2 separate regions of the Homo sapiens genome follow, and region 1 is linked to region 2. Evidence: chromatin contacts called from ENCODE Hi-C data. All regions are on one chromosome and are shown on one strand. The core of a region is the stretch at or near the end of the contact, and the rest is flanking DNA. Distances in the headings are between cores, read along the strand shown.

Region 1 (5,067 bases), core at 1,717-4,216, 750 kb after region 2:
AGGGAAGGTTGGGTCTCCACTCTGCCTCTAGGGGGCTCCTCTGTAGGGGCTCCCCAGACCGCACGGGTGTCTGCTCCCAAGCTGGGCACCCCTCCCCCAGGCTGTGGGAACCGCTGGGCCATTCTGACCTCGAACCAGAAATAGCCCCGACCCCCCTCTTTCTCCCCGCGCCCCCAGCCGGACCGCCCCCCGGGACCCCAGCCAAACCACAGCGTCCGGCATAGGGCCTCTCCCTTATTGCACAACCGCTAGGGGAGACAGAGAGGATGGGGGTCCCGGGAACATGCTGGGGTCGCCAGACTATGGGACGTAGGGGCGTAGCTCACCTGTTGGAGACAGGCCCGCTCCTCACTGGCTGAGTCAGCGTCACTTCCAGGGGACCCTGGGGAGACAGGCGGGGAAGCCCTCAGGGTCAGAGCCCTTCCTGCGCAAGGTTCGTGCCTTCTGCCCTCAGGACAGGGCTGCTCAGGGGATTGAGGAAGGAGGAGTCACAGAGTGGGGTCGTGACTAGGGTGGAGCACGCTGGAGCCCCTGGGCTCGCCCCTCCCGCCAGTCTTAACAGGACAAGCTCTTCAGAACAGCAGGAGCTAAGGAGCCAAGGCTCCTCTCAGTTACCCTTTGAAAATACAATCAGGGGTAGGGTAGGGTGGAAAGAGCACTGGGCAGAGAGTCAGGAGACCTGGGTTCCAATTCCCGCCCCACCACTAACTCACTGTGGAACCTTGGGCAAGTCTCTTCCCGTCTCCGGGCCTTAGTTTCCCCATCTTTGAAACAGGAGAGGTGAGCTCGTTCTGCCAGGCTCCAAGGCACCCTCTCCTCCTCATTTTCCCTTCTTCCACACTGCCTCCCTGGCCAAGGCAGGACAGGTGGTAGGCACAGAGGTGAATGAAGGGCAGAGGGACCCTTTCAGTATAGGGCTTTCTCCAAAAGCGTCTTACATTCTCCCATAGACACTCCTGAGACTCAATGGTGAGCAGAGACCCTGCCCCTTTGCTGGGGCTTAGGAAGGGCGGGCCAGACTGAGGAATGGCACACCCTCTGGAGGCAGGTGTAGTTCAGGGTTTTGCCCTCCCCCTCCCCCTCCTCCTCCCTTCCCCCTGTCCTGGAACTTCAACTGTAGACTGGGGTCTGAGAGAGGCCACAAACCCAACCCGGAGGCCAGTCAGGCGGGAACCGTGCCATCCTCATATTGCTCCCAGACTGCTAGAGCCAAGAGGGGGAGGTGGGGGAGGGGGCCAGGGACACCTGTCCCCAGGCTCAGGGAAGGGGGGAGTTGAGGTGGAGCATGAGGGAGGCAATGGCCTGGTAAAGCCGACCCTGCCCAAGCTGGAAGCTTGGGGACGCCTGGGTCCTGCACCCTTCCTACGTGAACCTCCACCTATTTTCTGGAAGGTCTGAGTGGGGCTGTCAGCCACACCACATGTGGCAGGTACTGACCACCCTCTTAGGCTAACTCCCCTAATCGCAGTGCCCTGCTTCCCTCCCTCCCCCCTCCTCTATATTTATCCACCCTCCGCCTCCGCCAGGTGCTGGCGCCGGCCCCGGCGGCGCAGCCCGCCCCACCCGGGCACCGAGCCACTGGGCCTGCTGGGGACCCCTGCGCGGGGGATGGGAGCCTGACCCGGGCCACAGCACACGGGAGTCTGGCCGCCAGTGTGCAGGAGGGATGGGGGAGGAGACGTCAAGGGATGGAGGTCTCCCACACCAATCGTGCCTCCGTTTCCCCACGGGGAGATTCGACAAAACCAGGCAGCAGCCCAGTGTCCCTCACCATCCATCCCCTCAGGGGTTTCCCAGGAGCCTCACCCGGGAAAGCCGAGAGTTCTGTCCTGAGTGGCAGGGTAATGAGGAGGGGTCCTCAAAGAGCTCCCACCTCCCTCTCCTTGGGGTCCCCGCCACAGACCCCAATCCTGGGATGACTTCTCCCCCTCGTCCAGGTCTCCGCAGCGGGAGCTCTCGCATCTGGCCTCCGCACTTGCGAACTGGGAGCGGAGGGGGACCCAGGCGTTCGAGCCGCCCAGCCGGCCTCGCCACATTCCTCGGCGCTGGCGGAGGCGGAAGGAGACGGGATGGGACGCGGGCCCAGCGGGGAAGGGAGAGGCAGGGCCAGGTCGGGCCACGCGTGACGCCTCCCCTGCCTCAGGGCCCCCAGCAGGTGGATAGCGCCCAGCCTGCAGCGGGAGGCCCACAGGCACATCCCGAGTAGGGCTGCTGCTCCGAGAGCTCCCGGGGGCTTTGGCCCCCAGGCAAAAAACTCTCCCTCATCCCTAGTTCGCCAAGCGCGCAGCGTGTGGCTGGAGGCTGGAGCGGATCAGCGTGACGGCCGGTTACAGCGAGAGTGATTGAGACGAGGCTCCGAACCCCCGGGACTTACCCTCCCGCCGCCCGCTGGACTCGGGGTCCGCAGCTCAAAGGTTTCCTCGTCCTCGTCCTCGTCCCCGTCCCCGCTAAGCTCGCCGTCCCCGTAGTCCCGGTGCAGAAGAGTGAAGCCTCGACGGCAGCAGAGAAGCCACCATAGTCCCCCGGGGAGAGGCATCCGGGCGAGGAGCTGCGGATGGGGGCGCGGGCAGCCGCGGCCGAGCAGTAGGGGGTCGGAGGAACTGGCGGGGCTCCGACCCGAGCAGGGGAAAGATGAGGTGGGAGGAGCAGAAGGGAGAAGAGGACAGGGAGGAGGCAGTGTCCTGGGCTGGGGTGCAAGGGGACGCTAGCCAGACGCTGAGGGGGGCTCAGTGTCTGGGCCCCCGGAGGGGGGAGGGGGAAAAGCGTCCAGGGCCCCGGGAGAGGAGGGAGCAATGTCCGGAGCTGGGAAGTAGTGTCCGTTGGAGTGTCCAGCCCTGTGGGGGGCAGTGTCCGGTGCAGCGTCCGAGGTGGGCAGTTGTCCAAGCTCCAGGGAGGGTCGTGTCCGGTAGGGCGTCCGGTGGCCGGGGCCCGGGCCGCGCGCGCTGCGCTCCCTGCAGCCCCGGGACTGGCGCGCTGGGGGCGCGAGCACAGAGCTGGGACCCCGCCCCCCCGGCCCCCTCCCTCCCGGGGGGCCCCCCCTCTCTCTTCTTTCTCTCCTCCCTTCTTTACTAGGCAGGGTCCAGGTTTCGTCACAGTCTCCTCTGTCCAATCCCTGTGCCTGGCGCCGGGCGCGGCTACCAATCAGACGGCTGAAACCGCGTTGGGTTGCATCATGTGCCCCTGGCTTGGTGACAGCGGGGAGGGGCGGGGAAACAGGGAGGGAGGGGACGAGGCTATGTTAGCCACGCCCCAGTCTCTGAGGTCGGACGCGGGGTGCTAGTGACGTCACGGAAGCCCGCCTTCAGGCTCTTGTTTTAACTCTTGGCTCACCAACCAATTAAAAACCCTGTTGAGGAGTTTTGGCACAGGACAGAGGAAAACCCAACTGCCGCTCTCTGAACCCCTGTCTCGTCTCAGGGTCCCTGAGAAAGGGAAACGCCTTGGCTACTAAGAGGATGTCCAGACCTGCGAGGACACAGCTCTGGAGGTGGCCCTCCACGTCTGGGGAGAAGGAGTCCAGTTTCTCCAGTTTCTCGGTCTGATTCAGCTCTCCCCCACCCTTTTTTTTTTTTCTTCCAGACAGGGTCTCGCTGTCTTGCCCAGGCTGGGGTGCGGTGGAGCCATTATAGCTTACTACAGCCTCGAACTCCTCGGCTCAAGGGATCCTCCCACCTCAGCCTCTCCAGGAGCTGGGACTACAGGCGTACACCACCATGCCTGGCTAATTTTTTAAATTTATTTTTTGTAGAAATGGAGTCTCACTATGTTGCCCAGGCTGGTCTTTAACTCCTGGGCTCAAGCGATCCTCCCAGCTTGGCTTCCCAAAGTGCTGGGATTACAGGTATGAGCCACTGCACTCGGCCTCACCTCCTTTTCGAGGTGAAGGAGTTGAGGCAGGCACTCTGGGAAGGTGCAGACCTAGGCCGGAAATAAAATCGAATATAGAGCTCACAGCTCACCGAACTCAGCTGGGGAGACTGACTTGGATTCTAAGGAATTCTGTGGTCTCCGAATACAGTGGAGGCCTCTTAGGGCTAATATCCTGCGGCTCTGTATAGGAAGGGGTTAACTCAGGCGCTAGGCGGCCGGGGCGGGGCCGCGGCCTCCGCGGGCGCGCGCGCGCGTTGCTGACTCAGCGGCGATTCCAGAGATCTTGGATGGAGGGTTCCAGGTCGGTCCCCAGTGGCTGGCGTGTGGGACCCTTTGAGGATCGGCGCCGTCTCCGGGCCTTCCCTGGATCCTGGCCCCTAGAGGCCGTGGGGGACCCCTTTTCGCCGCTGCTGCGGGAGGCTCTGAGGACTGCTAGCCTGGGCAGGGCTGGGCTGGGCGGGGAGGGGCGGGGAAGGGCGGGACGGGCGGGGCCGTCAGGCCAGCACCTCCCTTGAGACCTCCTCGCCACGCCCCGCCCTTCTCGACCCTAGACTCCAGGCTGGAGCGGTGGGGACAGCTTTGCTGACCGATATTAAACCGCGAGAACTGTCGCACGTGAACACCATCCTGCCCGTTGTGATTGTGTAAAACAAAGACCAGGAATCAATGCGAGCGTGTCTAGGAGGCCATCTCGGCCGTGGCCTCTCTCCACATGAGAGTGGCCTGTACTGAGAGATTACCTAGGAATGGAGATACCACAACCATCTTCCAGGTCTGGATCCCAGGCCCTTGCCTGCAGAGAAGTTTTTTCCCATATCCAACCTCTCTCTTTCCGGCCAGCTCAGTGCATTTCCTCTGACCCAGTCCCCAGAGAAGATGGAGAACAGCAAATATCCCTCACCCCCACCACACCCGTGATAACTACTCTGGAAATTTGCAGATTGCAATCCCTCCTAGGTTTTTCTTCAAGGTGGAAAAACTTCAACTCAAATTTTACAATTCATTTTTTCATTTTTTCTTTCCATCACAGACACTAGGAAGGGATTGTAAAGTGGTTATGAAATCCAAACGCCCACCAAAAACGGGAATCCCCTGCCCCTCCCCCTCCCCCCACACCACGCAAAGGCCCACAGCGTCCCCGACAGTCTGAACATTCCAATAGCGGGAACTCAGTATTTGCTAAGGCAGCCATTACTG
Region 2 (5,082 bases), core at 2,344-4,843:
ACGCCCAGCTAATTTTGTATTTTTAGTAGAGACAGGGTTTCTCCATGTTGGTCAGGCTGGTCTTGAACTCCCGAACTCAGGTGATCCACCCACCTCAGCCTCCCAAAGTACTAGGATTACAGGCTTGAGCCACCATGTCTGGCCAATTTGATGAGTTTTAATACATGTATATACCTGTGAAACAATTACCACAATCAAGATAATGAACATATTCCTCACCTCCATGAGTTTCCCTGTACTCCTTTGTAATCTACCCCTCACTTCCCTACTGCCATGTTCCCAGGCAGTTAGTCTGCATTTTCTAGAATTGTATTTTATTTGAGATGTGATGTCACTATGTTGCTCAGGCTGGAGTGCAGTGGCCTGATCATAGCTCAACCGTGTTAGCCAGGATGGTCTTGATCTGCCCGCCTGGGCCTCCCAAAGTGCTGGGATTACAGGTGTGAGCTACCACACCCGGCCACATTTAAATATTTCTAGTTAATTTTTGTATATGGTATGAGGTAAGGATCAAGGTTTAGACTAGGCGCAGTGGCTCATGCCTGTAATCACAGCACTTTGGGAGGCTAAGGTGGGTGGATTACCTGAGGTCAGAAGTTCGAGATTAGCCTGGCTAACACAGTGAAACCCTGTCTCTACCAAAAATATGAAAATTAGCCGGGCATGGTGGTGCACACCTGTAGTCCCTGCTACTTGGGAGGCGGAGGCAGAAGAATCACTTGAACCTGGGAGGCAGAGGTGGCAGTGAGCTGAGATCACGCCACTGCACTCCAGCCTGGGTGACAGAGTGAGACTCCATCTCAAAAAAAAAAAAACTCAATATTTATATTTAGACAGGCATGGTGGCTCACATCTGTAAGCCTGGCACTTTGAGAGGCCGCGGTGGGAGGATTGCTTGAGTTCAGGAGTTCAAAACCAGCCTGGGCAACATGGCAAAACCCTGTCTCTACCAAAACAACACAAAAATCAGCTGGGTGTGGTGGTGCGTGTCTGTAGTCCCAGCTACTCAGGAGGCTGAGGTGGGAGGGTGGCCTGAGCCCAGAAAGCAGAGGTTGCAGTGAGTCAAGATCTCACTACTGCACTCCAGCCTGGTGGACAAGGCCAACTCTCTCTCAAAAAATAAAAATAAAAATTAATTAAATACATATTTACATTAAAATATTTCCAGTTGATTTTTGTATATAGTGTGAGGTAAGGATCAAGGTTTTTTATTTTGGATTTTGTCTTTCCATATGGCTATCCAATTGCTTCAGCACACATTTGTGGAAAAGAGTATCCTTTCTCCATTGAATCTCTTTGGCAACTTCATTGAACATCAATTGATCATATATGTGTGGATCTATTTCTGTTCCATTAATCCATATATATTTACATATTTATGCTAATACCATTACCGTAGCTTTAAAATAAGTCTTGAAATCACAGAATTTAAGTTCTCTTTTGTTCTTCTTTTTCAAAATGGTTTTGGCTATTTTAGGTCTTTTGCATTTCCACATAAATCTTAAAATCAGCTTGTTAATTACTGAAAAAAAAAAAAGGCTGCTGGGGCCAGGCACAGTGGCTCATGCCTGTAATCCCAGCACTTTGAGAGGCTGAGGCGGGCAGATCACCTGAGGTCAGGAGTTCAAGACCAGCCTGGCCAACATGGTGAAACCTCATCTCTACTAAAAATACAAAAAATTAGCTGGGCATGGTGGTGTGCACCTGTAATCCCAGCTACTCAGGAGGCTAAGGCAGGAGACTAGCTTGAAACCGGGAGGCGGAGATTGCAGTGAGCCGAGATCACATCACTGCACTCCAGCCTGAGTGACAGAGTGAGACTCCACCATAAAAAAAAAAAAAAAAAAGCTGCTGGAGTTCTGATTGGAACTGCACTGAATCTGTAGATCTCTTCCTTGCAGGAGGTTTTTTTCTGATTAATCCTGGTTGCTCCAGCAACAGTCCTCAACTCATCAATGAGCCCACCTTAACTTAGAACAGGACCAGTTTCACTGCAGGTCCTTAAACCTGTTGCTGCTCCTTAAACACCCTGTGAATGTACACACCTCCAGCCTTTGCACATGTTATTTCCTTTTTTTTTTTTTTTTTTGAGACAGGGTCTTGCTTTGTTACACAGGCTACAATGCAGTGGCCCAAACATGGCTCACTGCAGCCTCGACCTCCCACGCTCAAGTGATCCTCCTGCCTCAGCTTCCTGAGTAGCTGGGACTACAGGCACACGCCACCACACCCAGCTCACTTTTGTATTTGTGGTAGAGACAGGGCTTCGCCATGTTGCCCAGACTGGTCTCGAACTCCTGAGCTCAAGCGATCCTCCCACCTCAGTCTCCAAAGTACTGGGATTACAGGCATGAGCCACCACACCTAGCTCTCATTCTCTACTTACGTCTACTGGGCTCCACCATACTCACCCTCAGCTCAAATATTACCCCTCTATGAACATGTCTCTAACCCATCCCAGACCCTGGCTGAATCATTCATTTGCCTGGGTTTCACACCACTTTGTCCTCATCTCCCTCACAGGCACACAGAACTTTTAATTACTAGTTAATATCACTTAAGTGGCCGTTACTTGTTTATACATCTTTCTCCCCTATTAGATAAAACTCCTTCAAGCAGGGACCATATTATTTCTTATATTTTGAATTAAACCTTTTGAGATAATCATAGATTCATATGCAGTTCATAAGAAATAAATACAAAAGAGATCCCATGTACCCTTTTCCCAGTTTCTCCCAATGGTAACATCCTTAAAAACTTTAGTACAATAACACAACCAGAAAATTGACACTGATACAATCCACTGATCTTACTCAAATATCCCCAGTTTTACATGTATGCCGTGTGTGTGTGTGTGTGTGTGCATTTGTAGTTAAAGACATCTTTTTACTATTTAAACTTTAACAATGACATTAGGACGTTTTGGAAGTAACGTAGTAAAGGCAGTTAAGCAAGCTACTTAGGGTATCGTTGGAGCCCAGAAGAAGCACCTAGTCCACTTTTGGAGGAGTGGTGATGGTGAGGGAATGGGGAAGGACGTCAGAATATGCCTTGGTCAAGGCCCGCTACTAGTAGCTGCTCAAATAACTGCGTTAAATTATGTTGAACCCAACGTTATTTTCCATGTTTTCTTATGCAAATCCTCGCATCCCTGAGTGTTCCATTATTTTCATATTTATTTGGCAGGTGGAACATTCGAGGCTGGGAGCCCTTACATGCCCCGCGAGAGGTCACGCAGTTAGGAAGTGACAGGAGCGAAGTCAGCCCAAGTCTGCTGACTCCAAGCCCAGTGCTCTCTCCCCCTAATGGCGGTACGCCGTGCACATATCCTTACCACGTATGCCTCATCCCTATTCGGAACTTTGCCTCCAACCCTCTTCCTGTTTTCTTGGCTGTCTTACAAGGGAGCCTTTTCAGGCAGCAACTCCAGAGAGAACCGCCAGAGCGTGCAACAGCAAACACTAACCAGCCCAGCCGTCAGCCACGCAATCATCACTCCCTGGCCCAGTGCGCGGCAGAACTGGCGCAAGCGCACGCCGGCAGGTTGTACCCAGAATCCGGGCCCTTGCCAGACGGGGGCGGAACCGGAAGTCGCTGTACATCTCATGGTTGCTAAGAAACGGAGCTTCCACAAACCAGATAGAGGTTCTCCAGCTTTTCTTTGATTGTCTCTGCTTTAGCGTCTCTAAATCCGGTCACCATGTCGGACCCCGAAGGCGAGACCTTGCGAAGCACCTTTCCCTCTTATATGGCCGAAGGCGAGCGGCTCTACCTGTGCGGGGAATTTTCTAAAGCCGCGCAGAGCTTCAGCAACGTGAGTCGAGCTCTCAACCTATCCATCACCCCATCACCCGTCACTTTTTTTTTTTTTTTTTTTTTTTTTTTTTGTGACGGAGTTTCGCTCTTGTTGCCTAGGCTGGAGTGCAATGGCACGATCTCGGCTCGCCGCAACCTCCGCCTCCCGGGTTCAAGTGATTCTCCTGCCTCCACCTCCCAAGTAGCTGGGACTACAGGCGCGTGCCACCATGCCCGGCTAATTATTTTGTCTTTTTAGTAGAGATGGGGGTTTCACTGTGTTGGCCAGGCTGGTCTCGAACTCCTGACCTCGTGATCCACCCGCTTCGGCCTCCCAAAGTGCTGGGATTACAGGCGTGAGCCACTGCGCCTGCCCCCTGCCCTCACCTTTTGATTGCAGATAACACTGAGGTCTTGATGATGCCTGGAGGACCCTGTTGTTTCTATTATTCACTGATTTTTGATGGACACACTGCTGTCACAGATAAGCCCTGTGGTTGGCCATTTTCTACCAGTTCCCACTTGCAATCTCCATTCTCTGCGTTAACAGTGACCTTTTCCTCCACTTTTACTTAAATGTTTCATGATTAACCGGCCTCCTTCCACAGAGCAGCCTTACCTTCCCATCATTTGCTGGCAGATTGGATGGGAGGTTGCATGCAGAAGCCTCAATGTCCCCAGCACACCGTTGCTTATAAAAGGTGGCCAGTAAGCAACATATGATTATTATTATCAATTTTGAGACAAAGTTTTGCTATGTTGCCCAGGCTGGAGTGCAGTGGCAAGATCTCAGCTCACTGCAACTTCCGCCTCCCCAGGTTCAAGCGATTTTCCTGCCTCAGCCTAGGGAGTAGTTGGGATTACAGGCATGTCCCACCACGCCTGGCTAATTTTTGTATTCTTAGTAGAGACAGGGTTTCACCATGTTGGCCAGGCTGGTGTCGAACTCCTGACCTCAAGTGATACACCTGCCTCGGCCCCCCAAAGTGCTGGGATTACTGAGGTGAGCTGCTGCACCAACCAGCAACATTATTATAGTAACCCTAGTATAAATTGCATCATCCCACCCTAAGGGGATTGGGTGATGGTTTTTGTTGTTGTTGTTGTTGTTGTTGTTGTTGTTTTGGAGACGTAGTCTTGCTCTGTCTCCAGGCTGGAGTGCAATGGTGCGATCTTGGCTCACTGCAACCTCCACCTCCTGGATTCAAGTGATTCTCCTGCCTCAGCCTCAGGCACACTGCTAAGCAGACTGGATTTTTGTTGTTGTTAAGATGGAGTTTTGCTCTT

Evidence for each region. A loop is a pair of places that touch in the nucleus more often than their neighbours do. Pooled maps may share reads with other maps.
Region 1: a map of CD8-positive, alpha-beta T cell shows a loop between it and region 2 (12-fold over the local background). The contact joins the promoter of PLEKHH3 here to the promoter of ODAD4 in region 2. A Hi-C loop is called at or near these places in 2 of 168 maps with a recorded cell type or tissue (CD8-positive, alpha-beta T cell and naive thymus-derived CD4-positive, alpha-beta T cell) and 6 of 50 pooled maps.

The regions. Positions count from the first base shown.
Region 1 is chr17:42,674,028-42,679,094 of GRCh38, forward strand. PLEKHH3 (pleckstrin homology, MyTH4 and FERM domain containing H3) reads right to left here and starts at 2,967. Exons shown (of 13, transcript NM_024927.5): 1 at 2,375-2,967; 2 at 327-382. The coding sequence starts at 2,536. It overlaps CCR10 (C-C motif chemokine receptor 10), which reads right to left. Exons shown (of 2, transcript NM_016602.3): 2 at 4,862-5,067. RefSeq lists enhancers at 3,258-3,357, 3,378-3,427, 3,558-3,637, 3,618-4,119, 4,120-4,619 and 1 more and silencers at 8-57, 108-227, 2,748-2,807, 2,898-3,147, 4,008-4,087 and 2 more.
Region 2 is chr17:41,927,024-41,932,105 of GRCh38, forward strand. It overlaps ODAD4 (outer dynein arm docking complex subunit 4), which reads left to right and starts at 3,594. Exons shown (of 12, transcript NM_031421.5): 1 at 3,594-3,814. The coding sequence starts at 3,701. It also overlaps a transcript of ACLY not described here. RefSeq lists enhancers at 2,717-3,620, 3,333-3,422, 3,603-3,702.